Linked DNA regions of Mus musculus: region 2 is linked to region 1. A link is a loop called in an ENCODE intact Hi-C map of the cell type or tissue named here. Cell type or tissue: gastrocnemius. All regions are shown on one strand. Links, peaks and the distances in the headings refer to the core of each region. The heading gives the core; the rest is flanking DNA. Region 1 overlaps Bcas3 (breast carcinoma amplified sequence 3). Region 2 overlaps Bcas3 (breast carcinoma amplified sequence 3).

Region 1 (15,245 bases), core at 3,957-11,956:
GTGCTGGGATTATAGGTCTGTCATGCCTAGTTTTACAGTGCTGTAGATGGAGCCTGTAGTTTGGCATGAGGCAGGGAAGGCATATACCAACTCAGCTGCATCTCCAGCCTGGTACTTTGTTCAGAAAGAAGTAAGATTGTGCCCTGCGAAGAGTTACGAGATCTCTACTTAGTGAGGATGTCATTTTGATCGTGCAGACATTTAGCTTCTGAAGTAGAATGGGAAGCTTTTGCATAATGCAGCCTTAGCTGAAGGCCTTAGTTATGCATGAAAACAATGTGAGTATTGTAAAATGAGCAGAGTCTTCGGTGCCCATCAGAGCGGGCATCATGGGGATTTGTGCCAAAGAGTAGATGGACGGGGTAAAGGGAGCTGATAGAGAACTGGTAACAGAGCGCATCCAACAGGACAAGAAAGGAGACACCTTTGTTTGGATGTACAGAGAAGTTGGACTTAAGCAGCTGTCCAGTGTGGAAATCTAAAACCCAGGGATGATTAGGAAAACAAAAGACAAAGACTGATAGATGTCATTAGTAGTCATTTAAGGATCCTTTGAAGTTGAAAGGCAGATGCAGTCTCCAGAGAGACCAGAGTGTCTGATAAACAGTCTCCTTGCATCTGCCTGTGTTTTCAGTTTGAGAAGGAAAGTTACTTTGTGCAGTCCTAATGTTATTAGTGTTAGAATGTCTGTTCTTTGTTTATGTTAATGATGAGCAACACATGGAACACATGGAAATGAGTTTAAAGTAGCTTTAAAATGCAAAATTATAATTTCGGGTAAGAGAAGCTTGCTTGATTTATATATTTTTCATTTTGGGAAGGCAGTGCCTTGGTATTTATCCAGGCTGCCTTGTAACTACCACTCCCTACGTTTGTAGTATGAATCAGAAAGGATTGGTAAGCCCTGCCTTCTGGGTCAGTTTATATGTTAAATTTACCTCAGTGGCTTTGGGTTATTCATAAGGCAAGAGGGCTTCTCTGCTGTTTCCTGGTCCTGTGCAGAAGACTACACATATGTATATGTGTGGTGACCTCAACTGTCGCTTTCTGTTCACTGCCCGTTATTCCCACCTCTTGAGATCTTGGATGGCATAGTGCTCAAAATCATACGTTTCATATACACACAGACGAACAGAGAAAAAATACAGTTTCTCTAAGCTCACAGAACCTTAAAAGGTTAATCATAGGCATGATGTCTCAGTCAGCTTCCAAATTGTGTGCATATTTCTGGGTTGCGCTCAGAGTACTCTGATCTAACATTGGATCTTATGGCTGCTGTCTAAAAGAGCTTAGAGATATCCTTCGGCCCTGTTTGCAGCCTTCATTATCCCTCCACCCTCTCACTGTCTGTGTCCTTCCTCTCCCCTTCCACTCCCCTTTCACCCCTTAGCCTGGGTTTATGTAGTCCTTATACTCCTGCCTTTGCTTTCCAAGGGTGGTTTATAGACACACCCACCATCACACCTGATCATCAGTTCTTAGTTCTTGTATAATAATCCTAAATTTCATGGGTATTAGACATGTATCTGTAAATCGATAATGGAAACTGCTTTCTGTATCCTTCTGGAATGTTATGGGTGCCATTCGTGTGAACCTGAGAACATTCCAGCTTTTATGTGTATGCGTGTTTTCTGTTTTCTTGTCTATGAACATTTGATTGCAAGTTTTTGTAATTATATATATTTTCCTGATGGTCAGTTATTCTGGTTACTTTTCATACCTTTGATAATTTATGCCTTAGTTCATTTTTAATTTAAAAGTATCTCAATATTGACTTGTTTTCTAAAATGTGTCACCTGTCACTTCTAGGTTACAGATATATGTCCCTCCATTCTGCTGCTTGTCCTTTTACTTCCTGATTCTGTTTTGAGTGTTTTGACTGTATCTGTATATTTGTGTTATATGTGTACCTTCTGCATACAGATGGCAGAGCAAGGATTGGATCTCTGGCCCTGAGTTTATAGGAGATTGTAAGCCATGTGGGTACTGGTATTGAACCGAACTCCTCTGCAGATGTTCTTAACCACTGCGCCATCTCTCCAGCGCCTGTTTTTCATATTGATGGGGTTCTTTAAAAAATTTTTTCAGCCAAAGCTGTGTATTGTCAAATGTATGAAACTGTTATTCTAAACCTGAGGACACACGCAGAGTTCCTCATTTTGGTTTTTATTTGTTTTGTTTTTAGAGACAAGGTTTCTCTGTTTAGCCTTGGCTGCTCTGGAACTTACGCTGTAGACCTGGTTTGCCTCCAACTCAGAGGTCCATCTACCTCTGCCTCCCTAGTGCTAGGACTAAAGGCGTGCAGGTCACACCTGGCTTCATGTTGTACTTTTAAATATCATCTTTTCTGAACAAATTAAACAGTTTTTTTAAAGATTTATTTTACTATTTTTATGTTTATGAGTCTTTAGCCTGATGTCCTTAAAGGTCAGAAGAAAGCTTCAGACCCCCTGTGACTAGGGCTGCAGAAGGCTGAGGGATGCCATGGGGATATGGGGTGGAACTGAGCTGGGTCCCTTGCAAGAACAAGAAGTGCTCTTAACTGCTCATCAGTCTTATAGCTCTGAAGGACTTTTTGTATGTGGTGTCCAGGTTCATTAGCATATAGGTAACTTTGACCATTGATTTGCTTGAGTATGTTTGTTAAAGGTTAGTGGACTGAGGTGGGCATGATGGGGTAGTGTTACCTTTAGCCTCTGTGTTGGCTTTTGGGAGGAAGAGGCAGGCAGATCCGCAGAGTTTGAGGTCTTTCTGGTCCTCTCAGGCCTATAGGCCTCAGAGTATTGAAGTCTTGTTTTCCTAACTATGTTCAAGTTATACCTCTGTTCAGAACAGCTTTCTGGCCTGCTTTCTGGTAAAATTGCATCATTTTCTTGTGCCTTTAAGATTCTTTACTCGAACAAGAAATTAGGCCAGTCTCCCTGCAACCCCCCTTCCTCAGTGCCCTTAGTGTTCCCATTAACTGTGTGGTCACTACAATTGTCTTCGGTGGGATAGGAATTGATATGGGGATCTTGGATTCTATCTATCTTGATTTTAATTTGAAAGCCCCAGTTCTGCTAATGCCCAGTTGCCTCTGTTTACTTTTTAAAATGGCATTGTAAACATCTTTGAATTCCTTGTAATATTTCAGAGTTTTAAATCTCTACTCTCGACACAGTTCACTTGTTTTTATAGTTAGCTAGAGGTCACAGTTAATTGTTAGAGGCGTTATGCTTATAAGTCTGGGATAATGATCTGTGGCTGATTCTACCTGAAAAATAGTGTTTTGAAAACAATTTTACGCCACTACTCTGAGAGCCTGGAGCCAGTAGGTGTCTTCCTTAGGTTGGAATCAAAGAAGATTTGGAGAAGCATCATGTATCAGTGGGAATGGTTATGGGAGTTGATTTAAAATTAGGTTGTTTAGATTTTTAGGTTTTTTTTTGAGGCAATCTTTCTTGGTTTTAGTTCAGTCTCTAGTCTTAGCATGGACTATATGTCCTGCTGTCTCCTAAACCTTCCTTTTTGGTTTTTAAAGCTAATTCTGGAGAATAACTACCTCTAATGTGATTTTAGCATTTAGATGTCTCATTATAACAGAAATGATGCGAATTTCAAATCTCCAAGTACTTCATACTACATAGTAGGGCACTTTTGTTTGTGTGTGTTGTCTTTGTACAGTCTTTAGGATGCCCGCGTTTTCTGTGTGCCAGCACAACATGCCTTCAGCAGTGACAGCACCATCCTGAATCCCTAGACACCCTGATAGGCAGGAGAGATCAAACATGAAGAGAAGAGGGCAGATCCCTGTGAGCCCCTAACTAAGAACTTAGAAGTAACAATAGTAGGCACATCCTAGCACACTCGTTGGTTTCAGCAGCTGGTACTGGGAGAAGACATGCTAGCAGACTATATGACATCATCTGGTTTTCCCGCATCCTGCTACAGAGGCATCCTTTGATGTTGCTCACTGCCCACTGCCCACGTTTCTTCACCCTCCCTTTCTACCGTTGTAGCATCATTTTCTTTCTGATACGTTTGCACATGGTTATAATTGCTCTTTCGCCCTTCCTACCATTTTAGACTTTCCTGTCCTCTCCAAAAAGTCTTATTAAATTTTTGAACTTTACTTAGGAACTTGCGTCATTTCCTTGTAACTTAATCTTGTTCTTCAGGAATTACAGTATAGAGGCTTTAGTTAATGAAACGTGACTTCCAGGTCTTCCTGCTTTAGTTGCAGGAGAGTCACTAAGAAGTGGGGAAAGTATAAGTATTTAAGTATTATAATAAGGACTATTGGGGGCTGGTGAGATGGCTCAGTGGGTAAGAGCACCCGACTGCTCTTCTGAAGGTCCGGAGTTCAAATCCCAGCAACCACATGGTGGCTCACAACCACCCGTAATGAGATCTGATGCCCTCTTCTGGTGTATCTGAAGACAACTACAGTGTACTTACATATAATAAATAAATAAATCTTTAAAAAAAAAAAAAAAGGACTATTGGGCTGGGCATGGTTGTGCACGCATTTGACCCCAGCACTTGGGAGGCAGAAACAGGCAGATTCGTATGAGTTCAAGCCTACTTGGTCTACGTAGTGAATTTCACGACAGCCAGGAGTACATAGAGAGACCCTGCCCCAAAGCAAAACAAATCAATGAATACTATTATTTGAATTTTAAGTAGTTAAAAAATTTTTTTATTTTCCCCAAGAAGTGATACATTCATGGAAAAGGTATTATAGAAATTCTTAATACTGTTTTTTGGAACTTGCAGGTTGTTATCCTTGTCCTGGGCCAAACATGAATCCCATTGCTCTTGGGAGCCGCTGGCTTGCTTATGCAGAAAATAAGGTAAGACTTGGCCCAGATGTGGGTTAGTTTTGGTTGACTATTATTGATACTGTTGATGAATACTAGTTGTGAATGTTTTATTTTGTTTGCCTTTACTTATGCACTGCTACTCTGACTGTTAAGGATCCATAGCTGTGTCTGGTCACACATAGCTGTGTATGTAGCACTTGGAAGTCATAGTCAGGATGGTCACCTCAAGATCAGGGCTCACCTGGTGTCTTAGTTAGAGTTTTACTGCTGTTAACAGACACCATGACTCTTACAAGGGGCTGGCATATAGGTTCGGATGTTCAGTCCATTATCATCAAGGTGGGAACATGGCTGGTGTGGTACAGGAGGAGCTGAGAGTTCTACATCTTCATCTGAAGGCCACTATGACTGACTTCCAGGCAGTTCGGAGGAGTCTCTCAAAGGCCATCCATACAGTGACACACTTCTTCCAACAGGGCCACACCTTGGGCCAAGCATATTCTAACCACCATACCTGGGGTGCCCAGGCCAGCCTTATATTGTAAGCCCTAAAACAGTCCATTACCTAATTAGAGATTAGGTAATGTCCTAAAACAGAAAAATCCTATTTTCTTCCTTTGTTGTTGTGACAGGGTCTTTTCAGCTCAGGCTGAACTTGATGTCCTGAAGTAATGGGATTAGCAGCATGTGTCACCACATGGTAGTTGTCCTTAAATAAAGGCTTCGTAGAGCCTTTGTTGTTCTAATCTGGCTTCTTCACGGAACTTTTGCCCAGAGATTATTCGGTATTAATTAAAGCATTGAGATAGATTATCTTAGCAATGCTTACTAAAAGACACCAGTTTCCAGGAATAATTGTGAAGCCTTTTATCTTGACTAGATTGGAGTCATATGATACGGGAAAATTTTATTGCCCCTATACGGTCAACAACTAGATTCTATATTTGTTTTAATAATTAAAGCACACACAAGGCCTTGTAGGACACACACACACACACACGCATATATATATATATATGTGCGTGTGTATTTATATGTATTTACAGAGATATAAATATATATATTTACTATTTATATATATTAACTTGGTTTGTCATAATATTAAAGGTTGCCACACATATTTTTAATATCTTTATATATAGTCCAGTGCAAATCATAAATTTTGAATTACAAAATAAGGTATATTCTTCTTATACCATTTAGGACTCTACCTGTAAATGTAGAATAAAGTCTAAGAAGTCCTGTTGGTTTTGAGGATTAGCATTCTTGTTTCATTTTTCTTGGTTACATGGTTATTGTGTCTTGAGATTATTATGAAATAATACAAAACAGTTCTTGACAAAATCAGGATGTGGTGCAGTAAGTAAGCACTTGGTAAAGCCACAGAACTCAAATCAACTGGCCTCCGGAATGCACAGAATCAAGAATGGGCTCACAAATACCATTTTTCTAGATGAAGTCCTTAATTCCTTTTCCAAAAGCCTGTCTGCAAAAATTAAGATATTTTGCATGTTACTGAGTGCTCTATTTATACTCCTTCTCTTCTGGTCTCTTTATTTTCCCATAAAAATAGCTCTTTTCAAACGATTCTTTTCAAATAATGCAAGAGTCTTACAGTTAAATAGGGTGACATAGTGGTGTCTCCTAGTGTTTATATTCGTCATGCATTTCCCTTGAGTGCTGGAGACATGCATGAAGAAAGTGTGTAAACTGTCCCTTGGCACGTGTGGGAAGCTGCACATTTGCAGTTGGAGCTACAATTAGTTACATACTGTTTTTGTGGAGAAGCAACTCCCTTGGTAGTTGCAGGGCTTTGCAGACACACACTTGAATGTTTCCTGTCACATAATGTGAAGCAGTGTATGTATGTGCATGCTGGACAGAAAAGCTGCACAGTACAGTTACTTACATGGAGTTTTGGGCACTTGGGCCATGAGGCCTACTTTGACATTGCAAATTTGAACTAAATTTTAGAAGAACATTTTTACTCCGTGTGTTTGAGTGTATGTGTGTGTGGTTGATGTTAGGTGCCATCTTCTCTTATTCTTTTTTGAGACAAAGGTTTCACTGAACCTGAAGGTAGGCTGGTGGCCAGCATGCTTCCTGTCTTGGCTCCTCACAATCTGTGTGGCCCTGCTGGGCACTTTTGTGCTTCCCTGAAGATCCTAATTCACGTGTGCATAGTTGCAAATGCTCTTACCCACAGAACCATTTTCCTGGATCTTCTTTCTCCTTGCACTTATTAAAGGTTTTATTTTACTGTTTTTATTTGTTTGTGAGTTGCTTGTGTGTTGTGTGTATCTGTCTGTGTGTGGGTATGTGCATATCTGCAAGTGCCCTAGGAGGCCAGAGCTGTCACATCTTCCTGGAGCAATCACAGGAAGCTGGGAGTTAATTGGTAGGCTCCATCTCTCCCTCCAGTCTCTGTCTGGTTCTTTTTAGAAAGTCAGCTTTGTTCTGTGCTCCAGTGTGTGTCTTTATAGAACTCTTCAATGGAAACATCTAATATATACATACGTGCTACTTACATATAGAAAATGGGAACGTGTACATATTTGTTCATCTATATATGCACATTCTCATGATATAAATATAAAGTGTTTGTGTTCATACTGGCCCCAAGTTCCCCACTTCATCTTTCCTTTCCTTTGCATGGGAGACTTGGATGTCGGCATCTTTTATTCAGTTCCTGTATTTCAAAAGTGGTACAGAACTGCTCACCTGTTCCACCTCAACAGGCGTGCCTACTGCCACTACTGCCTGAAACTGCAGGTGCACAGTTCAGCTGTCCTCATAGGGTACAATTTGTTATGGTGTGTGTGTGTGTGTGTGTATTTGCATGTATACATGTACATAAGCATGTATGGAGCAGAGAACAATCTAGAGGAGTCATCTTTTTCCCTTTACCATGTAGTTTCTGAACATTGAACTCAGGTGTGGCAGCAAATGCCCTCATCTGCTGAGCTGTGTCACCATCTCCTCGTCTTATTTATTTATTTTTTGGTCATCTTTTTCTTCTGGTCTTCCTCCACTTTACTTGGACTATGATTTAATGTGTATAATTCCTTATATATTCATATTTTCTATACCAATATATATAATATGTTCATGTAGCTATTTATTTTCCTTTTACAAACATAAAATAGTTTATTTGCTCATTAATGGCCATGTTTCTTAAGATTATTTTATGTCCACCTATGTGCTAATTTAGTTTAAAAAATGATGTGAATATAAATTTTTGTATACTGTGTTTCTGACTATATTGGTTATTTTTCCATTTGACTTTAAATATTTTAAGTCTACTTTTAATATGAGATCATTTATTTTTACTTTTTATGTATTTTTTTTTAATATATGTATTTGCTTTGCTCTTGTTCCAATGGTGAGCTGGTTTAGTGGGCAAGGATGTTTGCTGTCCAAGAGTACTCTGATACCTTGTTGCAGGGAGCAGGTTTCAATCTTTGCAATCCTGCCTTTCTCTTTTTAAGCAGCAGGAGGCAGCAGAGGAATAATTTTCATAATTTTTGAATGTGGATCTGTGGTTGAATGAAGAAGCCATTCTTTCTATTAGCTAAAATAGTCACTTGCCACATTGTAATTTGTGACAGATATGTTTACTGATCAGATACCTTGCAATCTACTCATCGTGACTCAATAATAGCTTATCTTCATGTACCAGGTGTTCTAGTCTGTTATATTCATATTAATGTGAGGAATAAAAGGATTATATGTAAATCTGATACAGGTCATATAAGGCTGGTATTTTTTCTTGAATTAATTTCATAGGACTTGAAAATAACTATCACAATATCATATTGTCCTAATTCTCTGATGTTGACCCAACTTTAAAAATGTTCACCTGAATCTTAATTATCATCATTTTTGGCAAATACAAGCGTGTTGTTGCCAGTGAAGAGTTAGAACCCGAGTTTCTGCTGAGCACCTGAGAATTAAAATTGCGATTAACATTGATAATTGGAAGCTCAATCTGTTCGTGATGCAGTGGCCTCTCAGACATGGACAGTTTGTGTGCGTGTGTGGGCTTGGTTTCTGCACATTCTGTCCACTTTCCCACAGACACAATTGGATATGCAAATATCCTAAAATATTTGCTTGTTGTTTTAGGTTTCTTTTTATAATTTTTGTAAGGAATTAAGAGGAGAAAACATCCAATTTGCTAGTATGTCAAATATTTAATGTTAGGAAGTTATATGTAAGTCCTTTGATTATGTTTTTTTAATTTATTTATGGAAAGGCTGCCAGACCCTGAATCCTACCATTTCAGAGTTTATGAATTCTTAAAGCCTGTTCATCATGTAATTAAAACCACAGTTGAGCATGAAACTGCCTTAGTGGCACCAGAAGATTATATAAAAAGGGGTAAATGTGTCTCAGCAGGGCTTTCAGCTGTTTTGTCTGCAATACACTCAATGCAAACATTCCCACCCAGCGTCCTTATTATGCATGGTAAATAGCTGCTGTCTAATAGCACGCAGAGTTAAACAGCTTAATAGAAAATGACTCTGTTCTCCCCTCCTCATCACAGCTGATTCGCTGTCACCAGTCCCGTGGAGGAGCCTGTGGAGACAACATTCAGTCTTACACTGCCACTGTCCTTAGTGCTGCTAAAGTGAGTACCTCACAAGTTTCTACAAGTTGTGATCATGTGCAACAATTACCAGGTTCCACTGCTGAATTGTGATGAGATCTGCTCTCATTCACAAGTGTCGAATACATGTGGGAAGTCAGAATGTTTTGCCAACTGTGAGAATTAATCTTTTGAGGTTAATAGTTTTATTGTCAAGATTGTATGGTTTGTACTTACTCCATTAAAAAGTTAGGTGTATTGCAACTGGATTCAAGTCTGGTAACTAATTAATCCCACATTGCAACAGACTGTACATGGTTGAGCTAGACACTTGGGTTCTTCTGTGATGTGCATTGGCCACTACACTGACAGCCTCACGGACATCCCTGTGCATCTTTGACTAGTTTTGAATTTCTTGGCTCCAAAAATTCCTCATGAAAACTTGAGTTGGTCCCCTGACACATTCAAAGATTCTTTCATATCTAGAGGCTGGCCCCCTTGATGTTTGCCCAGTGAATTCTCTCTGTGCTTGTGAGGGTTAATTTTGATGGTGCCCGTGAAACTTTGAGCTGATTATAAGGTTTCTTACAACCACCATTCTTTTGAATTGTGAAGTCTACAACAGAGCAATTCTAATAATAGGGATGACAGAGTGAATCTGAATGACAGCATGTAATCAAAAGCACAACTGCTCGGGGGACAACAGTCTAAGTCGACCACAGAGAAGGAATCAAAGGTCACACTGTTTCATGTTAAATACAAAAATACTTCAAGATTGTCACAAATGCTTGCATGATGTGCATTAGAATATGTCCCTGGGCTCGATGAGAACCGTTACATACTTTCCAGTCCAAAGCAGAGTAAGGAAATGTCTTTACACTTACAGCACTGTATGTTTATATTTCTACTTTTCTTATATAGAAAGACAGTAATTAGGCAGACTCATGAGTGTCCCTCCGTCCCCCTGCATTTAACAAAGGGATACTGTTTTGAATGTTGAATTATTGAACTCAACTGTCTGTACTAGTGGATCTGGCTGTACATCACTTTTAGTGACCTACTGGGGCTGCAGTTTAGTACTTTGTTGCTAGAGGATTTAATTTTTTTGTTTTTGTTTTTTCTTTTTTGTTCTGGGAAGGGCCCTGCATTCATTAAGAAAATGTTTTGTTGTGGGTATATAGAAATGAGGCTCGATGTAATGAGTTCAAAATGACAAAGTCTGAACCCTGTACATCCCACACCTCCACGTTGGGATATAAGGTGTGTATTCAGGCTTCCTGATTTAGGCTCTAAGAAATTAAGTTTAACATGTCCTGTTGCCTTACAATTGTAATCGTTACACTTGGGAGACTGAGGCATGAGAGTTGCTGCAAATTCAGGTTAGTCTAGGGGTGAGACCAAGGCCAGCCTAGGCTACATAATGTGACACTGAGTATACACTGTTGGTCTCCCTGAAGATACTAAATTTAAAACACTTTTGTCCAATTAATTTCAAAGGGGCATTTATTATTGAGTGAATTTATGTGTGATAAGCATGTATTCCATTCCTGTTCTGTATCCACAGCTCTACAGGTTAAAATTTTAGGTATACTTTTCATTCAATCATGTATTAAATCCTGAGTTAAGTTATATTTATAACCAACTTAAATGTCTGTCATTAGTTTTGAAAACTGAACAGAAAAAATTCCATATATAGCATCTATTTATTTGGATTTATATTTGAAAGCACGAGTATTTTAAAGTTCCTTTAAATTATTGTCAAATCATTAAAAATTCATTTAATGGTATTTTTATTATTTTTAAGATAGGCTTTCATGTAGCCCCTGCTAGTCTCAAACTTAGTATGGCTGAAGATGACCCGAAAATTCTTATTCTCCTGCCTCCACCTCCCAGACACAGAGTGATTTTAATTTATATCCGTTCTGTGGGTTTTTGTACATAGAGAGAATTGCAATGTTGCAGTAATTTCTACTCTAGATGCTAGTTTTTCCTTGTAAGGTACTGCATATTATCTATTGTTAAACTGACCTTCTAAGAAATGCAGTAGTTCCAATTTTGCATGGTAAATATACGAATTAGTATAATCCAGAAGCCTTCCTTTGCTTATTGCTGTTGTATTGTTGGTATGGGCAGTGTACTTTTTTGGTTCAGAGTGTATTAAATTTATTTAAAATAAAGGGGCTAAGGAGATGGCTCAGTAGATGAGGTGCTTTGCCCCAACTCCCACTCACACAGAAGCACCGCCCCTTACAGGCTAAGGTAATGCCTGGTATGTACTCCATTGCCGGGGAGATTGGAAACAGAAGGCTCCTGGGGGCTTACTTGTTGGGCATTTTGGCCAAATAGCAAGCTCTAGACTCAAGTGAGAGATTCCATTTCAACCATAAAGGAAGGTGGACTGCAGTAGAGGAAGATAACTGAATCAGCCTCTGGCCTCCATCTGAGTTTGCCTCACCATGTTCTCTGCATGCCTCTATACACACAAAGAGACATAACTTCCAAAGATTACTTTAGTGTTCTTTCTGTAATTTAAGGATAAATAATTATGCGGCAGGTATGGTGCTTGTATACCTGTTGTCTCAGCTATTTGGTAGGCTCATTTGAGCTCATATGCTTGAGACTTCCCGTGCAACATGGCAATACCATGTCTGTCTGTTTCTGTCTGTCTGTCTGTCTCTATCTTGCTCAGATACACAAATACAAAAATAAACAAGACTGAATAAATAGTGCAGTTAATAAGAATAAGAGCAATAAGATTATGCCTAATTTTTAAAATGATTACATGTTAAATGACTGAACTCTTTGAGCAAATCAAGCTTTCTATTCCTGTCTTTGTTGAATACGCCCTCAGGTTCTCTCGATGTTTACCTCCATATTTTTCAGAAGATTTGTTTAAAAGCTCTATTGCATACAAACAGAGGTTAACTCTTCTGTTGTAAGTACCCTCCACCCCTGAAGAGGCAGAACCCTAATCCCATTAGGACTACAGTCACACGGTTTCCTGAAACCCATCAACACTTCACTGAACTCAGGGGTATCATCCTACCTCAGTCCCCAGACTGCCAAAACTGCAGGCAGTGCCAACACTCGGCCACACTGCATGCCCCTTTATGTTTCAATCCAAACCATGGGAGGAGATGGTAGTTTCTGACAAGGGTAATTACAATACATGACTTCCTAATTCTAAAAATGTGGTAAGTGTGTCACGTAGTATCTTTAGACCCTTTCTAGAAAAACAGATTATCCCTAGGCCTGGGTATCCCACCAGGGGTCCTGGATTTCTTTGATTCTTTTATTCTAACTCATCTGTGGTTGAGGAGCCCTCCCCCCCCCCCCCCCCCGGTCTCAAAAGTTCCATAGTAAAATATACATGAATAAGATGACCAGCAAAGTTCTCTCTGCTGAATTCTAGCACAAAGAACCAAAGCCAAGGGGGTCACAAACCCACAAATCAATTGCAACTGTTTTGTTTTGTGCTAAAATCTCAAACTGCAGTGATTATAAAACACATTAGTGTTCCTCAATTAGCAGCCAAATGTTTGTTTCAATAATTCACAAGAAATGACTTACACCAATTCTGTTAGTGTTGTTGAGTAAGCCTCTGAAAAGGACCAAGGGAACCCGGCGCCAGTGTATTGATGTGAGAGCCGAGCAGGAAGCCTGTTAACCTCTGAGATGCCTCAGCTGCCGCTCTCACGCCATCAGTGCTAATGGAGCTGTTCCCGGGCAGATGCAGCCAAGCCTTATCAAGCAAGCCTTTCAGTGTGAACGTGTCTGGTTGTATATCCTCTGTGTTTGCCCCTGAGCGTATCGCCTCACGCTTTTATGCCAATGAATAGCACTAGAACTGGGGCATGTAAAAAGTGCAAGTGCAGGGGAGCAGGGCAGAAGGTAGACGAAGAGTCAGCACAAACACAGAGGAAAGCGGTGTTCCTCATCCACGAGGGCCCGAAGAATGCGTGTGTCGTTGGAATGACTTGATAAAACGATCTTTAAAGCAAAATGCACCCCTGAATTTTATAGTCACCAAGTGTGTGATAAAGCCATTCAAATTAGCGGTAAGGAAACCAGGGAAGGTGAGTGCTTTCTGCACCAAGGAAGACTTTGCTTTAGAAATAACTCAAGTAAAATTTTAGCAGTCTTTCGTGACATCCATATCCTATGAGAATGAAGTATATCGTTAAGCACTTGTTCCCAAGGGTAGCAGATATGATTCTATAGTCCTTGGACACTGGTGGTCTGTTTGTCTTCCCACTTTATCCAAGTAGGTAAGAGGCACAAAGACTTGCTACAAAAATATGGTTAGAGCAAGATACAACCTAGGAATAGAGATGATAAATTGGATGGCGTTTTTGTACAATCTGGAGTATATTTAATATATTTAAATTTCCTTCAATCCCGGATTATTTTGAACAAGTGCTCTCACAAAACAGTATTGTAAAAGCAAGGCAGCTGACCATGTGATTGTAATAAAGTGTAGACATATTACATGTTCTCTTGCATTGCAGGCAGATCTGCCGCAGGCTCCCCTGCCGTTTTGAACCTTTCCTGCCCTATCAGTTGTCTTATATCCATTAGTGCTAATGGTGTTGCTCTGTTAAGACTGTTGGTGTTAAGTTATCAGATAACAAGAAGAAACCCTGGGAATTTTTATTAAATCAATTGACCACAGTGGGGAGAAAACACATGGATATAAGTCTGTGAGGAGAGAACTGGTAAACACAAGTCAAGATTTTATAATTGTAATCAGAGAATCTCATTTGCACAATTTTTTCCTTAGCCCTAGCATGGAAAGTTAACTTTTTTTTCTGTCTACATAAGGAAATTCAGATGGAATGGGTAAACAGAGGGGAAAAAAATCTAAAAGTATAAAAATTGGTCTTGAGTGCTGCTCTGAAATCAAGAAAATGTAGAAAGTCTTATTTCCATATTGGGGCTCTAAGTATCTATGAAATAATAGGTTTATCTTTATAGTAATCTAGTAAGACAAAAACCAAAAAAACAAACAACAAAAAAGAGGCAAACAGCACTAAACCTAAGTAAGTGACCACTAAGAAACACGGGCACTCACACCCACCCACAGGAGGGACGAAATGGGAAGGAGGGAGGGAGGGAGGGAGGGGGTCAGGGAGGAAGAGAGGGAAAGAGGGGGAGAGTGTGTGTGTGTGAGAGAGAGAGAAAGAGAGAGAATGAATATGAATGAATGAGAGAATACATTCCATATTCCAGGTAAGGTTATTTTCCCCATAATGACAGGCTTTCATCAGCACCACAGTCAGAAGAACTGTTCTTTAATATTGTACTCTAGACTGCCTGTTCTGGCTCCTATGAAAATTATCTCTTTTAATAATTTGTTACTTGTATAGTTTTCTCTATAGAAATAAGTATAGTTACTATCATTCTTCTCAATGTGTAGTCTTTTATAATGGCACAGGTCTATTTTAGAGTTAGAATCTTTTCCCACTTAGATATTGAATTATAATATTTAAAAAACATTGTCACATGTCCTGCTCTTTTCTAAATCATATGTTCTAAAATATGTACATTAAGAGGATACAATAAAAGAAATATTTTTGTAAATATATAGTTGTACCCCTATTAAATGAACTAGCTCTGTTCTTGTAATTATTGTCACTTACTTATGGTATTATTGCAGCATAGTAATGTTGGTGCTGTTTTTGCTGACATTTCCAATCACGTTGAATGGCTAACTGAACATCTGTGGTGTTTATTTCTACGTAAGATATTGTAAGGGCTTGAGGCTAGGAAATTGATTCAAGTACATATTCCTGTTTAGACCTCACATTTTGTTGTAAGTCTTATGTTTTGTCTCTTATTATGTAGACACTGAAAAG
Region 2 (15,245 bases), core at 4,639-12,638, 50 kb after region 1:
CCCTCGTTTCTGTATGCAGACATGCTGCCACTGGCTGTTGGTTACTGTGCCTGATGTTACTAAAGTACACGCATGTGGTTTCTAGTTGGAAATTATTAATTCTGTTGATGCAATGATCATTTTCTAATGTTTCTTGTTAAAAATGTATATTCATTTTGGATTGAAAATTCGCAGTCATTCCATCTGTGGAGCTTTTATGGTATTTTCTTTTTCTGTTGCATGTTTATAAGGTCTCACACAGACAGCACACAGTGGCCTGGAACTCATAGCCCTCCTGCCTTTCCCTCTGGAGAGCTATGTCACAGATGTGCTGCAGCATCCCCAGCCAAGGTGACCCCAGTCTGGCTATGACATTTCAGTCCTCCAGGAGGACTTCATGCGTTGATACTTATTTTCTGGAGAGTTGCATGGTCTCCTTAGTAGTGCCCGATTTTAAGCCTGAGTTATTTTACATGGAGAGATTATGGCAACCACAGTAAAGACTCTTATAAAATAGAATATCATTTAAATGTGAACTCATTCTGTCAGCTGCTACCCCCATCTCTCAAATATCTCCGTCTGCAGCAGGGAGCGGTTATGCTTCAAGAAGTCTCTTACTCTTTATTCTTCACCCCAGACCCCTGCTTTTTCTGTGCCTCTAAGCTGGTCAGGTGCCTTTCCATGCAGCCTTTTCTCCTGGCAACACGGCATGACGTTTTCTTATAGCTCACCCTTACTCTTTTGGGGATATCTTGTCTTAGAGGAACAGACCTCAATCAGTGGTTGTTTCTCTTCATGTTCTCGTTGTGTCTTTCATGTCAAAACAAAATGGGCATTGTTGTTGGTTAGTTCTAAAAATGATGTATTTACAGTTTGTGTGGGTAAACAGTCTGATGCTGGTTAAAAACAATGTAAACCTTGGAGCAGGGAGGGATTCATCTTGAAAATGAATCATGTCTTGGCTGCATTGCATTGTTTGTCTGTGCTCTCTTTAGCAAAGTAAAGGAAACTGTTAAATAACAATTGATATAGGGCATTTCCTTTTCGTTCTTTGGAGCCAATCCAGTTTAGGTTAGGATTATGTTATCTTTTTTTTTTTTTTTTTTTAAATTTTCCAGAGGATGTTTATTTACTTGAAGTGTATTCTTTATAAATCTCTCTCTCAGGTTGAGATTCTTGAGGCATAGCAGTCTTCAGCTTTCACTCTGACTGTGAGAAACACGTGACAGTGACGAGCAGTGGCCGGAGGCAAGGGCCCTAGTCCCTTCTCACATTAACCATTATATCTGGGGTAATACATGGAGGGGCTGCAGTTACTGAGTGTAGGCGTTACCACGGCTTTGCAGTTACCTTTGACTTTAATGTGACTCAGGTACCACTATGACACCACGGTAAAACATAGAATGACTGTACCAGAGTGCCGTTTTCCTTAATAGTTACGTTTATTTATAATAGATAATTATTATTCCCAGAGAACACAGCCTTTTCTAGATTTGCAAATGCTCCGTCATTCAGAAATACTGACTCTTTGACTTTTTCTTCTCACCCATTTCAGTTAACCTCTATCTTTTTTTTTTTTTTTTTTTTTTTTTGGTTTTTTGAGACAGGGTTTCTCTGTGTAGCCCTGGCTGTCCTGGAACTCACTTTGTAGACCAGGCTGGCCTCAAACTCAGAAATCCGCCTGCCTCTGCCTCCTGAGTGCACCACCACGTCCAGCTAGTTGCCTCTATCCTTATTTGAAAGAAACGAATGAAACCGGTCTCTTCATGAACCCATATTATGATTCTCTAACTCTGGTGGAAATTGTCTCATCAAGCTGTTAGCTGGTTAGGGTGGAGAATGTCCCAAATCTGATTTCCACCTCACCTTACCAAGGATTCAGCCCACATGGCAGTCACCCATGGGAAGCTCCCTCATTTTGTGTTTCCTTACCTGCAGATGTCTCTGCAGCTCCGCTGCTTATCAAACTCCACGTACAACTGCACTTCTCAAGCACTACTTAGTGCTATCATTGCAGGTGTAAGTCTCAGTGTTGCTCTTTTTTGAATATAGGAATTAATTATTGACATGTTGGTATCTCTTATTGATGTTAAGGATGGCAGAATCTTTTTTTTCTTCTTTAAAGAAGCTTTTGTTTATTCTTTTAGTATATGCATTACAGGAAACAAAACACAAGAAAGCAAGAACAAAGTCACCCAGTCACAAGCAGCTCAGCTTGATATGTTGTTCTAGATCTTGCAAGCATACACACACTTGGGTAATTGAGATTATACAGTATGTACCATGCCATCTCAATCTGTCAGACAAAATTGTAATCCTGTCTTCCTTGGCAACAGAAATTTCATAGAAGACAAAAATGGCAGCAGGCTTCTAGATAGATGTACTGGCAAAGCTACAATTAAATTCTGCATTCACTCAGTCTCAGCTTACAAGGAAACACAGAGCAACAGACCACACTAAGTATAGCATTCCTAAGTTTAACATCAGATCTATATACTAGTATATGTAGAAGGGATCTTCCCACTCAACAAATGTATTCCACACGGAGCAGCTGGGAGACGCACCTACAGCAGGGGCTCTCAGGATGTCAGTCTCAACACACCTGCAGACCTCGTCCTGTGAACTTCTCTGTCCCTCCAGTCAGCCTAGCAACATGAATTTCCCCACATTGTCCAGACATGGCTTAGCAGTTCCATGTTCAAGAGGAACACCATAGCCATTAGCTCTGCTCTTAACCATGTGCTCTCCTTTAGGATGTAACATTCAGACGACGACTATGCATAATGAACACAGATTTTACCAAGATGCACATAGGGCCCCTGGGTAGAGCTGTCCTCTGGACAGAGGCGCCAGCAGCCTTTCCCTCAGCCATCCTCTTCACTGCACCTCCTAAGTGCAGATGATGCTAGTGAGAGGATTAACAAAGGCCACGCCCAGAAGACGGTCCTCCCCAAAGATGAGCCTGGCCTTTAGTGACTCTTGCTACTTCTAACATCCTTTATGCACTGGGACTTACCTCTACTACCTGGCAACATTAAGTGAAGTGCACACCCAACCAATGGCTAGACAACTCGAACCAACCAACAGCTACAGTGCCTCTTTCTGAGCACTAAGCTTTGCCCTAGCCCACCTCCATCACCTGGTAACAGCATCTGCTCAAAGGCCAAGCTTAACCTCCATTCCCCCAGTGTGACCATTCCTGTAACAAAATCATCCTTAACAAAGTGGTGTCAGCCCTCTATTTTTAATGTATGCAATACTGTATGCATGTGTGCACATGTGCCCCACTGCATTTGTGTGGAGGCTAAAAGACAAGCTGTGAATCACTTTTATCAAGTGGATCCTGGAAATCAAACTCAGGGGATGGCAGAATCTTTGCATTTCCACCTGTTATCTTGGCCCCTTGTGTACCATGTAGAATCAAAGAAGTTATTCCCAGAGAAACAGTGTATTTTGATATTTTTTCTAAGTTATTCTTTAAGTTGACATAAACAGTTGAATTATGACATTTTCACTTGTGTATTAAAAACCAATTTGGATTTAAATAATAATTTAAATAATTTAAACTTGTCAAATTGAAGAGATTTTTATTCATAGTAACATTGCTTTTCATTTGATGCATGTAAGATGGTCACTTACTCAGCCACTGTGAATTAATTATTATTATTTTTTAATATATGTGTCGAAGCTCTTCTGAGAGCAAGTAAATATGGTGACCAATCAAAATAAGTCTGTTTTCTTGCAGCTATTGACAACTTTAAAGAAGGGGAGGGAATACAGGCTGTGGTATTGCATACCTTTAGTACTTGAATTCCCGAGTTAGAGACAGATGTATGTGGGTTCAAGGCCAGTCAGGTATATATCCTTAGACCCTGTCTCAAAAAAGAATAGAAGTTAGGAAATGTCTTGAAATGATTTCAACTTTAAATTACCATCCTGTTTGTGGATGTCACCACAGTGATATTGAGCAAAGATCTAATGGCTATGAGTGGACAGCAGCACTTCTAAATGCTGAGCTGAGAATACACCTGCTGTACTAAGGGGGCAGTAAGACAGCTGCTCTGGTCAAGCACAGAGGGTCCCATGTAGTGATGTATCTACTTAGCTGATGGGAACTCCGTGGTGGGTTTTGGAAACAGGAGTGAGAGAAGACTGGTTTGGGTGCTCTGAGGGAGGACTTGTATGGAGGAGAGCGCACTCTGAGAGTGGAGACAGGGTCTTTCTATCCTGTCTTTCTACATCTCTTGGGAGACGGGGTCTCCTATTGTAGCCCGGGTGGCATGCTGGGGTGACCTGTGTGTATCTGGACACTGGGTAAGGCTTCCCGTGTTCCTAGCACGGTTGGAATCACTGGGAATGCATCTGCATGGGGATAGTGACCGGGAGGAAGGCTTCAATTGACAGCACCTGCAGGATTGGAGCTCCTGGTAAGAAGTGTCATCCAGAAGTTACTAGCAAGTGACACGAAGTGGGAAACCATATACAGGAGGTAGCCAGTAGCCAGGAGGATGGTGGTGACTGTGCTAAGTTCCAGCATCTGGTTAGGTGAAGGTTGGAGCTGACAGTCAGTTTAGTGACAGAGAAGACAGAACAGTTTGCTGGGGTGTAAGGAATTTGTCTAAGGGGATTTTAGTTAGAAAATTGGCACCACAAGTATTGATGGTGTCATGTTTTTATTCCTTCTTTTAGAATGTAATATTAACAGGGGCAAGATAGTGGGAGAAAGTTAGGGCTGCAGGCGACTTGGTCTGTTTTCCCAGATGTAGGTGCTGGCAGTGGATGATGGCCAGTGCAGCTGAATGATCAAGACCAAGGTGGGACGTAGACTGTAGGTTCACCACTTAAATTATGATGTGGCAACGGCCTTCCAGCTAGCTTAACTGTCTTTCTGTCTGTCTGTCCTGCTACATCTGGAGTTGCACTCTTACCTCCTGCAGTTATACAGTCCTGCTTTTTCCTAAGAAAAGCTGTCTTTTCTGTTCTGTTTCCTGCATCAATTGCTCAGCATTTCCATCTGGCTTTTCCGTTTATTTGTGATGCTGAGATCAAATCCAGGGCCTTTCACCTTTCTGCTGATGACTTTCCTAGTCTCTGTGACTGAGCTGTGTGTGGATAGAGGGCCTAGGGTAATAGAGGACCTAGGGTTAGACTTCTTCCGGGCTGTAATCTTAGACAAATTGCTCCGTCTCCCTACTGAGACCTGGTTTTCGCTACCTATGAAGCAGAGGTAATAATATGCCCAGTCTTGCACGGTTACCTTTGAAATTTCAGTGTTTAGAATAGTGCTTAGTGCGTATGGATCAACTGCTGTCACTCAAACTTTGCTGCTGTTCGTCAGCAGTGTGCAGGATTGATTCATTTCTCATGTTTTTTTTTTTTAACAAAACAATGTAAGTAAACAATATTACTGAATGAAATAAAAATTTGAATTTATTTCTTTGCTTTTAATTGCTTTCAGTATGGACATTAGCTTGTGAGTATTTCTAAAGTGGGAGATGATACAAATCCGCAGTTGAAAGTGGCACTAGTCACGGTTCCACACGTGAGCTCACATAGTTGATAGATGTGCTTTTTACATTTGTTTCTTTAGGTGCGTGCTTGTGTCTGCGTGTGTATGTGTGTGTGGTTGTATATGTACGTACGTGTTTCTGATAATCTTTGGGAGTTGCCTGTCTTCCCTTCACTGTGTGGGCCTAGGGATTGAGCTCAAGTGAAGAGTCAGACTTTGGCTGCAAGCCCTTGCTCACCCACCACACTGGCCCTGCTTACTTTTCCTGTTTCTTTATCTTGTGAAGTAGGTTTTCCTTTTAGGTTTAAGAATATAGTGTCTGCCCTGTCCTGAGATTTTTAAGGACTCACTGACCTCCCTTTGCCTCTCTTGTCCCTCCCTCTTTTTCCCTCCGTTCTTCCTAGGTCTCATTGGATAACCCAGACTGGCCTCACTAGTAGTTATGTGTAACTATGTGACCCCTTACGTAGCCAAGGCTACCCTTTATCACTGATTCTCCCTTCCTGCCTCCACCTCCCAAGGTTTGAGTATGTCCCCTAACCCAGCTTCTTTCTGGCTTGGTCTGGAGAAGGAGTTGTGCCAGGCCTGCAGCATCTGACAACTGAATTCCAGACCCTGCTCCCTCCCAACCTGAGGTTTGAGGACTTTGAAGGAGGCCTCTCATTTCTTGGACCCAGAGCTGCTATATTTCAGCAAATGGCTTACAAGTCCAGCAGTCTTTCTGTCTTTTTAGCATCTGTGTGTACGGCACTCCCGTCTTACCACTTGGAGACTGTTTACAGCCTTCATTTGATGGTTTATTGTAGTTATTTACTTTGGTCGATAGGGAGTTTTCTTGATATAGACCGCATCCTATTGTAAATATGCAGCAGCCACCCAGCTCCTCACATAGCTTCACCTCCTTGGGAGTCAGCAGCACCAGAGTGCCATGTCCTGACTGTTCCTTCTAGTCACTGTTTACTTGTGGAGTGGAGTTTCCATAAGTGTTTTAATTTTTGCCAAGAAAAATCAATCATGTGCGCTGAAGTTCTGCTTTAAATTCCATGCCTCATCTGACACAGAGTATATAAATGGTGCAGACACGCCATGTGGGAGAGCCCTCCTTGGGTCGCTTAGCACCTGGAGTTTGCTCTCTCCTTGTAGCCTGTTGCCTGAGGTCAGTGAAGCCTTGCTTCTAATCTGTTGTAAAAACCTAATGTTTTCCTGGTTCCCGAGGCATCCTCTGAAAACGTTGGCATAACTCTATGCTCATTTTGACATTTACTATACACCAACACCACCCACATTTTCAATATTTTCATGTCATTTTCTGTAATTGTGCAGAGATAGAGGATGAGTTCTTTATGCAAATGTTTGGGAAAGGGTAGCCTCACACAGCAAGATGTCTAATTTAAAAACCACATAAGAAGCCAAGATATGACACAAGTCTGTGATTAAGTACTCTGGATGCTGAGGCAGGAGGATTGTCATGAATTTGGGACCAGCCTAATGCTGATAGGTGATATCCCATCTCAAATTATCCTTTTTAAGTCACTAATTGAAAAAAACTATTAAAGAAAGATAGCACCTCTAGTAGTTCATAATCTTTATAGCAGTGTGTAGTTCACAGAAGTATTAAGAGGGACATAGAGTGCATAAGGATATGGCTCAGTGTGTAGTTTTGCTACACACATGGACGTTTATCTTGCAGGAGCCGCCTCTAGTTCCAGCACTTGGGAGGAGTAGTCACGAAGATCCCCGGAGCAAGCTGACTGGGTAGCCAGTCTTGGGCCTGCAAAGCTCTGGGGTCTGTGAGAGACTCTTTGAGCAGGGAAGCACTAGAACAAGAAACATGTCGTGGAATGTCTGTGTGCACACACATACACAGGCACTACTCACACCAGCCAAATGGAGGCATACGTAGTCCCATGTGTGAGAGAAGTAAAGTAAGCTATGAGAACCCTCAGGAGCCTGTTAGTGTACAGTGCTGTCTAAAAATGTTTTAAACATAAAATTAAACCCAATTTAACTACTGTAATCTTTTATGTTGTTTAGATAAACTCCTTTAAAATAAATGCAACAAGAAAATATAAAATAAATATAAATTTAATGTAATTATCACTTGATGCAAATACAATCTTTCAATTTGCTTTTTTTGCTTATGAATACAAATTTGCATTTGCAAATCATGAACAGTTTGGGTTTAGCATTTAATGGTTAATGAAACATGCTACCTCTAGAGGGCAGTGTGCTCTCAGCTTTTCTGTTCCTGTCATCAGGGCTTGAACCTGGGTATCTTGGGAGCAGATACCACCATGGCATCTCTTCGTTTTCTTGTGTTTTCTGTGTTTTCTTCTCCAAATTCTTCACAAGGATGTGGACTCTGTATTATCACCAACTTACAGCTCTTTTGAGTACTTTGTACAGATGTTCATTTCCTGTGTGTGACTCTTGACGACTGCTGTGAATGGAAACATTTTAGTTGTGTTATTTCCTAAGTGCTGTCAGTGTGCTCCCAGCCCTCCTGTCCCGGAGCATGTGTGTCCTGCTTTTTTGTAAACCAGCAGTTGTCTGGATGCCATGATTCAGGCACTGTTAGTGCTGTCAGCTCATCTCTCTGTTCTTACCACTGATTGGCCCTGTCCTTCCTTCCCTTATCTAGTCCCCAGTAGCCTCTGCTTTCCACTTCTTGTTTCTTCTCCACTGTTTTCCTGTATGCCCCTTTCTAAAGCTGCTGTGAGATGAATCTTGGCTCTCCTGTCTGGGCCTGGAGCTCCTGTTTGTGCTTTGTGTTTTTGTATTTGTGAGAGATTCCCCATTGCCACCATCCCATGTCCTACTGCATTCTTGTCCCCACAGTGTGTTCTAACAGAGACTTTTCTTTGAACATTTCTCTTACTATCATGTCTTTTCTTATGTTATTTTCTATTGTTTAATGTTTTTACAGGTTTTTGTCTTTTTTTTAAGCTATTATCTCCATTGTTTAATTTTCTTCTTTGTCTGACTGACATTGTAGTTCTGACTGGCATTGTAGTTCTGACTGGCATTGTAGTTTTGACTGGCATTGTAGTTCTGACTGACATTGTAGTTCTGACTGGCATTGTAGTTCTGACTGGCATTGTAGTTCTGACTGACATTGTGCTCACACTGGATAGATTTTGAAGTACTGACACCTAGACTCATTGCTGTGATGAAGCCAAAATATCCTTGACCACTACATGAAAATGACTGTTTCAGTCTTTAGTTTTATTACTTACTAATTTGCTTTTATTTCATTATTTAATTTTTTAAAATTGTTGAGCCTTCTCTCCAGCCCCTCCAACTCTGTCGTTATGAGCACTGTCTGATCTTCCAGAGTACCTATGTTCAACTCCTGTTACCTACATGTTGACTCACAATTGTCTGTAAGTTCAGTTCCCAGGAATTTAATGTCATTGCAGGTGGTATACACACACACACACACACACTCACTCATGCATGTAAACACTCATACCTGTGAAGTAAAAGTCAATACAGAATGATTGATTATCTTCCCTGTGAAGGGATCAGTCTATCTTCCATTTCAGGCATAAAAACAGGATTAAGACTACAAACTCTGAGCTGGGCGGTGGTGGAGCACGCCTTTAATCCCAGCACTTGGGAGGCAGAGGCAGGCGGATTTCTGAGTTCAAGGCCAGCCTGGTCTACAGAGTGAGTTCCAGGACCCCCAGGGCTACACAGAGAAACCCTGCCTCAAAAAGAAGAAAAAAAAAAAGACTACAAACACTGAAGTTGGTTTTGATAATTTTGGAAGGTAAAATATTTTAGTGTTAAGAGTTAAAAAAGATCTAGAAAACTGCGAAAACTTACTTTTCTCTGAGTGAGGGATCCTGTTCTTATTCTTTCCTTTTCTGTGAGTAAGTACTCTGTCCTAGTTCTGTTGCTCTAGAGAGATTTCTGTGAATTACAGAGGAAGACATTTTAGTTGTTTCCGAGAAAGACAAAATGTTAGGTAGATAACTCATCCCAGAGGGGACCAGGAAGGTGTCCCCTTTGTACTCCAGAGAAAGACATTTGGAAGCAATGTTTTCAGTATTTGGTCTTGAAGAAAGTACAGAAGGCAATGAGAGTCAGTAACCCTCTCAGGACAGATGCCTCTTAGAGCTGTTAATTACTAAAACACCCAAGTGACAAGTTGGAGCTGAGTGGAACAGGCAGACTAGTATTGCGGTTTGACTATCTGAAGAGGAATTGTAAATCTGGTGTTGGTAATGTTAGCTTACAAAATGGTTAAAATATGAAGAAAGACGAGAAAAAGAAGAGTGGGTTCACACTGTGTCAGGGTTATGTGCACGTGGGAGGTGGGAGGGGTCCCCGTGCTCCACGGTGGATGGCGTGGGAGCTGGGAGGCGACGAGGAAAGGGAAGGGATTTCCGGTTCATTGGAAGAGCTGCTCACTTGGGCTCAAGTGTTTGTGCAGGTGAGAATTTCTCAAGCCACAATGAGGCACCAGAGAGAAGTATTTCAGAGTGGACAGAGGAGTCCTGAGGGCATGGCTCCTCCTGGTGACTGCAGAAGAGACCAGCTTTTCATGTTCAGTGTCAAGGTCTATCCTGGGTAGCAAACGATTTATCGCTTTTCATTCTAGCATTGACACGGCACGGGATGAAACAGCTTCACCTTTTATAAAAGTCATAGATGTGGAAAAAAGATCAGGTGTCTGTCGTATAGATAGATGAATAGGACATTCCTGCAGTCACCCAGGCCCTCACAGTCGAGGGTCCCAGGAGGCTAGGGCTTTCTCCCTTGCAGGTGTGCTGCGTCCAAGGCTGTTGTCGAAGAACCCCATGCTTCTAGTGCTCAAGGACATTCTACAGCACAGAGGTTAATTCATAAATGCACCTTTGCAAACTTGGAGCTAGCCATCTAGATCTTGATTTCATTCTAATATTTGTAAAATGTGCTAAATTTATACCATTTATTTATTTATTTGCTTACAGTTTTATTTCAGGATTTGTTGGTTATTTAGGGAGCTATAATTGAGCATCAGTTTCCTGTTTGTTTTCCTTAACTGGTGTGTGTAAGCACCTGTTTTCAAGCTGGGAATGAAAATGCATTCGAGTACAAAGGGTTTCTCTTCCTCATCAGGAACTGCTGATGTGGCCTTCTACACCACGCTCCAGCCTCTCTGTGCCCTTGAGATCTGGTGCTCGTTCCCAGCTGAAGGAAATGCATCTTTGACACTTCTCATGACCTGAGTCATGATGCTGAAATAGAGCCAGAAAATATTCTTAACAGTCATGGGTAATAAGCAGGAAGGCTTCCGTTAGCAGTGGAGGAGGGTGAAGGGCCAGAGAACAGTAGTGCCTGGGGCCTGGGGGATGTGCAGAGAAGAAAGGCTACCATTTAAATTTTGAATCTTTAATTTTTTATTATTAAGAAAGTTGGTTATATTTTCTAGTTATATTTGTTATTCAACACAACATATGTATTTACTATTTTTAAAAATTGTTTTTAAGAAATTGTCTCGTAGCCCAGGCTGTCCTTAAAATTCCTATGTAGCCAAGGGTGACCTCAATCTTTGATCCACCAGCTTCCTCCTGAGGAGTACCAGGATTCAGGTGTTGTCACCGTGTGAAACTTCCGATTTTAAAATGTGATTGTCCCTCAGAAGGAATGGTTAAAAAAACTCATATTGTTCATATTAGTTTTCCATGTGTTACTTAGTACTGTTTTTATAGGGTTTTATGCTGGTACTTCTCTGCAGTCTCTGAACTTGGGTAATAGAGAAAGGAGGGTTTCCATGAATTCAAGGTCATACTGGGAAAATGTTCAAACAAACTTGCTAACTGCATAAAGAAAAACAAGGTATATTTTATGGATTGCAGCTAATTCAGTGCACAGTGTGGTTGCTTGTTTGTTTGTTTGTTTTTGCTTCTGACTGAATTCCTGATACTTTTATACATCATATGTGTACCCATGTAAATGAGGTAGTATTTTGTAAATCTACCTCCTCTGTGTCATGGTACAAATCAATTGTGAGATAAGGATGAAGAGTAGGTGCTCAGGGCTACTGAGGCTGGCTGCTGAGGTGGGATGCTGCGCCTGTGCCGTGCTTGTGCCCGACTGCTCTCAGGGATGTCAGACTCTGATGTTTTGAAATAATACAGTTTTTATCTTTGAACGGAGCTTGCTTCAGAGGCAAGTGCAGTGTCCCAGGGTGCTCCATTTGGTTATTTCAAGATGGATTATTGCTGTGTAGCCCTGCTGGCCTGGTACTGGCTGTTTAGCCATTGCTTGCTTCAATTCAAGGCAAGTCTGCCTCAGCCTTTCAAGCGCTAGTGTGATATGCTGGAACTGCAACTTGGGGCAGGAATTTGAATCTTAGGGGAAAAGGCTCAGAATCTTTTCTCTTTGTTCTTTATTTATGTGAAGAATATGCATCATGTTTAGAGGGTGTATAGTCACTCTCTGTCTGTCTCACTTTTTCCATGAATATCCATATAAATATTGGTCATTTTCTGGGTTTTCAATGAACTCTGTTGAGTGGGTACCATAGTCTAATCTTAATGTTAAACAGTGAGTGTGAGCTCTTAAACCATTTCTCTGGTCGCACAGTGTAGGGTGCTCTGAGATAATAAACTGAAGGAGTGAAGGAACGTGCCACGGTTTTTATTCATTTGATATTAACTTGTTTGTTTGTGTGGTCATGAATAGATCACTTACTTAAAAGTTTTTTACTAGCCGGGCATGGTGGCGCACACCTTTTATCCCAGCACTCTGGAGGCAGAGGCTGGCGGATCTCTGAGTTCGAGGCCAGCCTGGTCTACAGAGTGAGTTCCAAGACAGCCAGGGCTACACAGAGAAACCCTGTTCTCGTAAAACCGAAATAAATAAGTAAATAAACGTTTTTTATTAATGTTAAAATGTTGTTCAATTTTTTTTTTTAATTCAGTAGAATTTCTCCCATTTTCTCTTTTGTGTTCTTTTCTCCCTCTGTGTACTAGAGCCATGTAGCCATCCCAGCTCCTTGGTACAACCCCCTGGCAGCCTTATTTCTCCCTACTTCTCCTCACCCCTCATTCTAGCCACAAACTGCCCTTTTAGAGTAAATTATACTTACTGTACATACAAGCTTTGTAATAGTGACTTTCTTTTTAAATTTTACTCTTATAAATCAGGCTCCTAAATCCAAAATTCATTTTAGCTTCCAGGAAGTACTTGTATTACACATTAAAATAGCATACAGTACTTTAAGAGTAAGGAACAGGTGAGGATATTCTGAGAATCAGGAGAGAACAGCTAGAGAATTAACTGTTGTGCTATTGACACAAGTATAATGTGTTATGTATAAATATATGTTCAAAACAGTCACATGATGGCAGACCACCAATTCTCTTGGAGGTATACTTTTAATTCTCCTTGACACTGGAGAACACCAGATGGTGAGTTCTGGACCATTCTGTGTGCTGTAGCAGAACATCACTAATAACTGTCTCCACCTGAAAAACATGGATTGTTTTCCTCCTCTGTACCCGTAGTGGTTACTGTGGTACCAGGAAGCTTTCTTAGAAAAAGCAACCAATGCTTTTGCTAGATTTCTGTTGCAATGTTTTGTCATCTGCTGCCTTCCCAAGGAGCAACAATCACAGCAATAAGAACTGCAGTTGGGATCATCCTTGGAGATTCTGCCTCTGTTTAAGTCCGCGCAGTTGTTTGGTAAAGCGTGTCCAGCCTCCATGTCCAGAGCTAATTTTCTTTCCTTCCATCTCCTGCTGAGATCCCAGGCCTGTGCAGCCTGGTCTGCGGGTCAGAAGGCACTGTCTCACACCAGGGCGCTGCTGTTTCCTTTTCCTACTGAGTAGATTGCAGAATATACTGGAACATGCCTGAGAAAAGGTCAGAAAGAAGGCTGAGAGTCCAGGAACTGCAGCTGGGAAGCTTGTCATCCTCATCTGTGAGGGAAAGGAGGCGGGCTAGGGGCCTGAGGGAGGGAGAGCAGAGCTGGAGGGAGGGAGGGAGGGACAGACACTCCCTTTCTGACCAAAAGCAACCCATATACTAGAAATTCCAGTTTGTACTGAGCACTTAAAAAAAATAAATATACATATATATGTTTTAAAGGATTTTATTTGATTTTGATTAAATAATAGTTGAGATTTAGTTGAGAATGCTTTAATGTTAAATTAGACCACAAGCAAGAGCTAAGCATGCTTTCTAGCTTTGCAGAGCTCAGCTATCCAGTGATTGTTTTAGGACAAGCTACCATTGTATTCTTTTTAACAGAGTCAAGAAGTCAACTTTTCAACTCCAGAATTAACTTAAAACTCTTTGGTAAATTTTGCTGCTTTATACCCGCCAAGTCCAGGGCCGGATAGTAAAAGCAGACCGGCAGTTTTGCTTTTGTGTGGGACGGACTGTGCGCATGCGCAGAGGCTCTGAGCGCTTCTTACCCAGCTTTCCTCTGGGACTGGGTAGACAGGAGGACGCTTGTACGCTGTCCTCAGAATAGCGAGAGTGTTGGGAGGAGGATGGAGATGAGGAAATATTGGGAGAAAGGATGTTTCTATAGGGTTGGGAGTGCCAGGAACCCGCGAGTTTGGGTTTGAGGGGTACCCTTGTTATTTTAATTTCCAAATACAATTTCCATTACTTGCAGCCAGGAGCTTGATGGGGTGAGAAGCAGAGCCCCTCAACTGTGGCAGATCCCTTTAGTCTGTGGAGATTGATGAAAACGGACTGGACTGAGGCATCTGGTTTGCTGAGACATGGATGGTGTCTGTCATAAGCCCTTTTAAATAGCCTGCCTGATGCCTGATGTGGGTTAGGGCCCTATGTCTAAGGAGCACAGGAAAACCCAGAAAACTGCAGACCTCCTAACTATGCTGTCCCATGGGCACGCTAATTTGCTCTTGTAAAGGAATCTTAACATCTCTATGCCTGTTTGTCCTCGGATCCCCAGTGACCTCCTAAGAGGCTCACCGGACACCCCATTGTTCGTTGTCTGTGTTCTTTCTCACAGCCCTCTTTCTTAAGGAGTCTTTCTAAGGCTCCCACTCATGACCACGTGTATCTCACGCTTCTGCTAACCTGGCACGGGTTTTCGGCTGTCTCCCACTCTGAGTTCCCCCTTGCAGGAGATTCCAGAGCTGTGACTGCTGCACATCATGCTTGGTGGTTTTCTTTTCCTTACTTCATGGTGTGATTGGGCAGCAAAGAGGATCAGGAGGAGCGATGGCCTCATTCATTTGTTCATTCGTTTCCTCTCACGTGTCCTGAAGAAGTCCATGCACAGAGTATGCTGATAGTAGCTCTAGCGTTCAGCAGAATGTGAAGTGCTCAGCACTTTCGGGGTCTTGCTTCCCTTAGAAATGTCTCGTGCTTGGCAGTTTGCCTCGTTCACATGTTCTCACTTCCCTGCATCCAGAAGCTGGGAATCCAGTCCTGGCAGCTTCTGCACAGAGGCTAAAGATAAAGCAGAAAGGAGCCAAGCTTCCTCCCACATTACCTGGGAGTTGCTGTTGATGGCTTTTCCACAAATGTCCGGGTTTGTCAAAGCCCAGTAAATCTTGGAAAGTTTATTTTCCTTGTAGCATCTGTGTTTTATAATGGGTCTTTTAATTTGTTTTTACTCTGTCTGCAGGGATTTCTTTTGTCCGGAGTTTTCAGACTCTTGGCTTTTTTTCCTTTCCTGTGGAAGTGAGTCCGTTAATGATGACTGGTTTGGGAATATGACGCTCTGCAAACCTGACCTGGGATGCCGCTCCTCCGGAGCAGCCACAAAGCACGCTGGTGCTTC

What was found. A loop is a pair of places that touch in the nucleus more often than their neighbours do. Peaks named below come from ENCODE experiments on the same cell type or tissue, not always from the same donor. Only the 100,000 strongest peaks of a DNase experiment are listed, where the experiment ranks them.
Region 2: a loop joins it to region 1, with 2.6 times the contacts of the local background. A loop is called at or near these places in 6 of 42 quality-filtered maps.

The regions. Positions count from the first base shown.
Region 1 is chr11:85,461,404-85,476,648 of GRCm38, forward strand. Bcas3 (breast carcinoma amplified sequence 3) reads left to right here. Exons shown (of 24, transcript NM_001166643.1): 10 at 4,756-4,832; 11 at 9,349-9,432; 12 at 15,235-15,245. Among named protein-coding and RNA genes, the nearest start is that of Bcas3, 120 kb to the left of the region's middle. In gastrocnemius, for the core only: a CTCF peak has its summit at 8,283 (motif pointing right); a DNase peak (open chromatin) is centred at 8,277.
Region 2 is chr11:85,510,498-85,525,742 of GRCm38, forward strand. The region is part of intron 15 of Bcas3 (breast carcinoma amplified sequence 3); the gene reads left to right. Among named protein-coding and RNA genes, the nearest start is that of Bcas3, 160 kb to the left of the region's middle. In gastrocnemius, for the core only: CTCF peaks have their summits at 7,682 (motif pointing right) and 10,007; a DNase peak (open chromatin) is centred at 7,727; H3K27ac peaks cover 4,113 bases.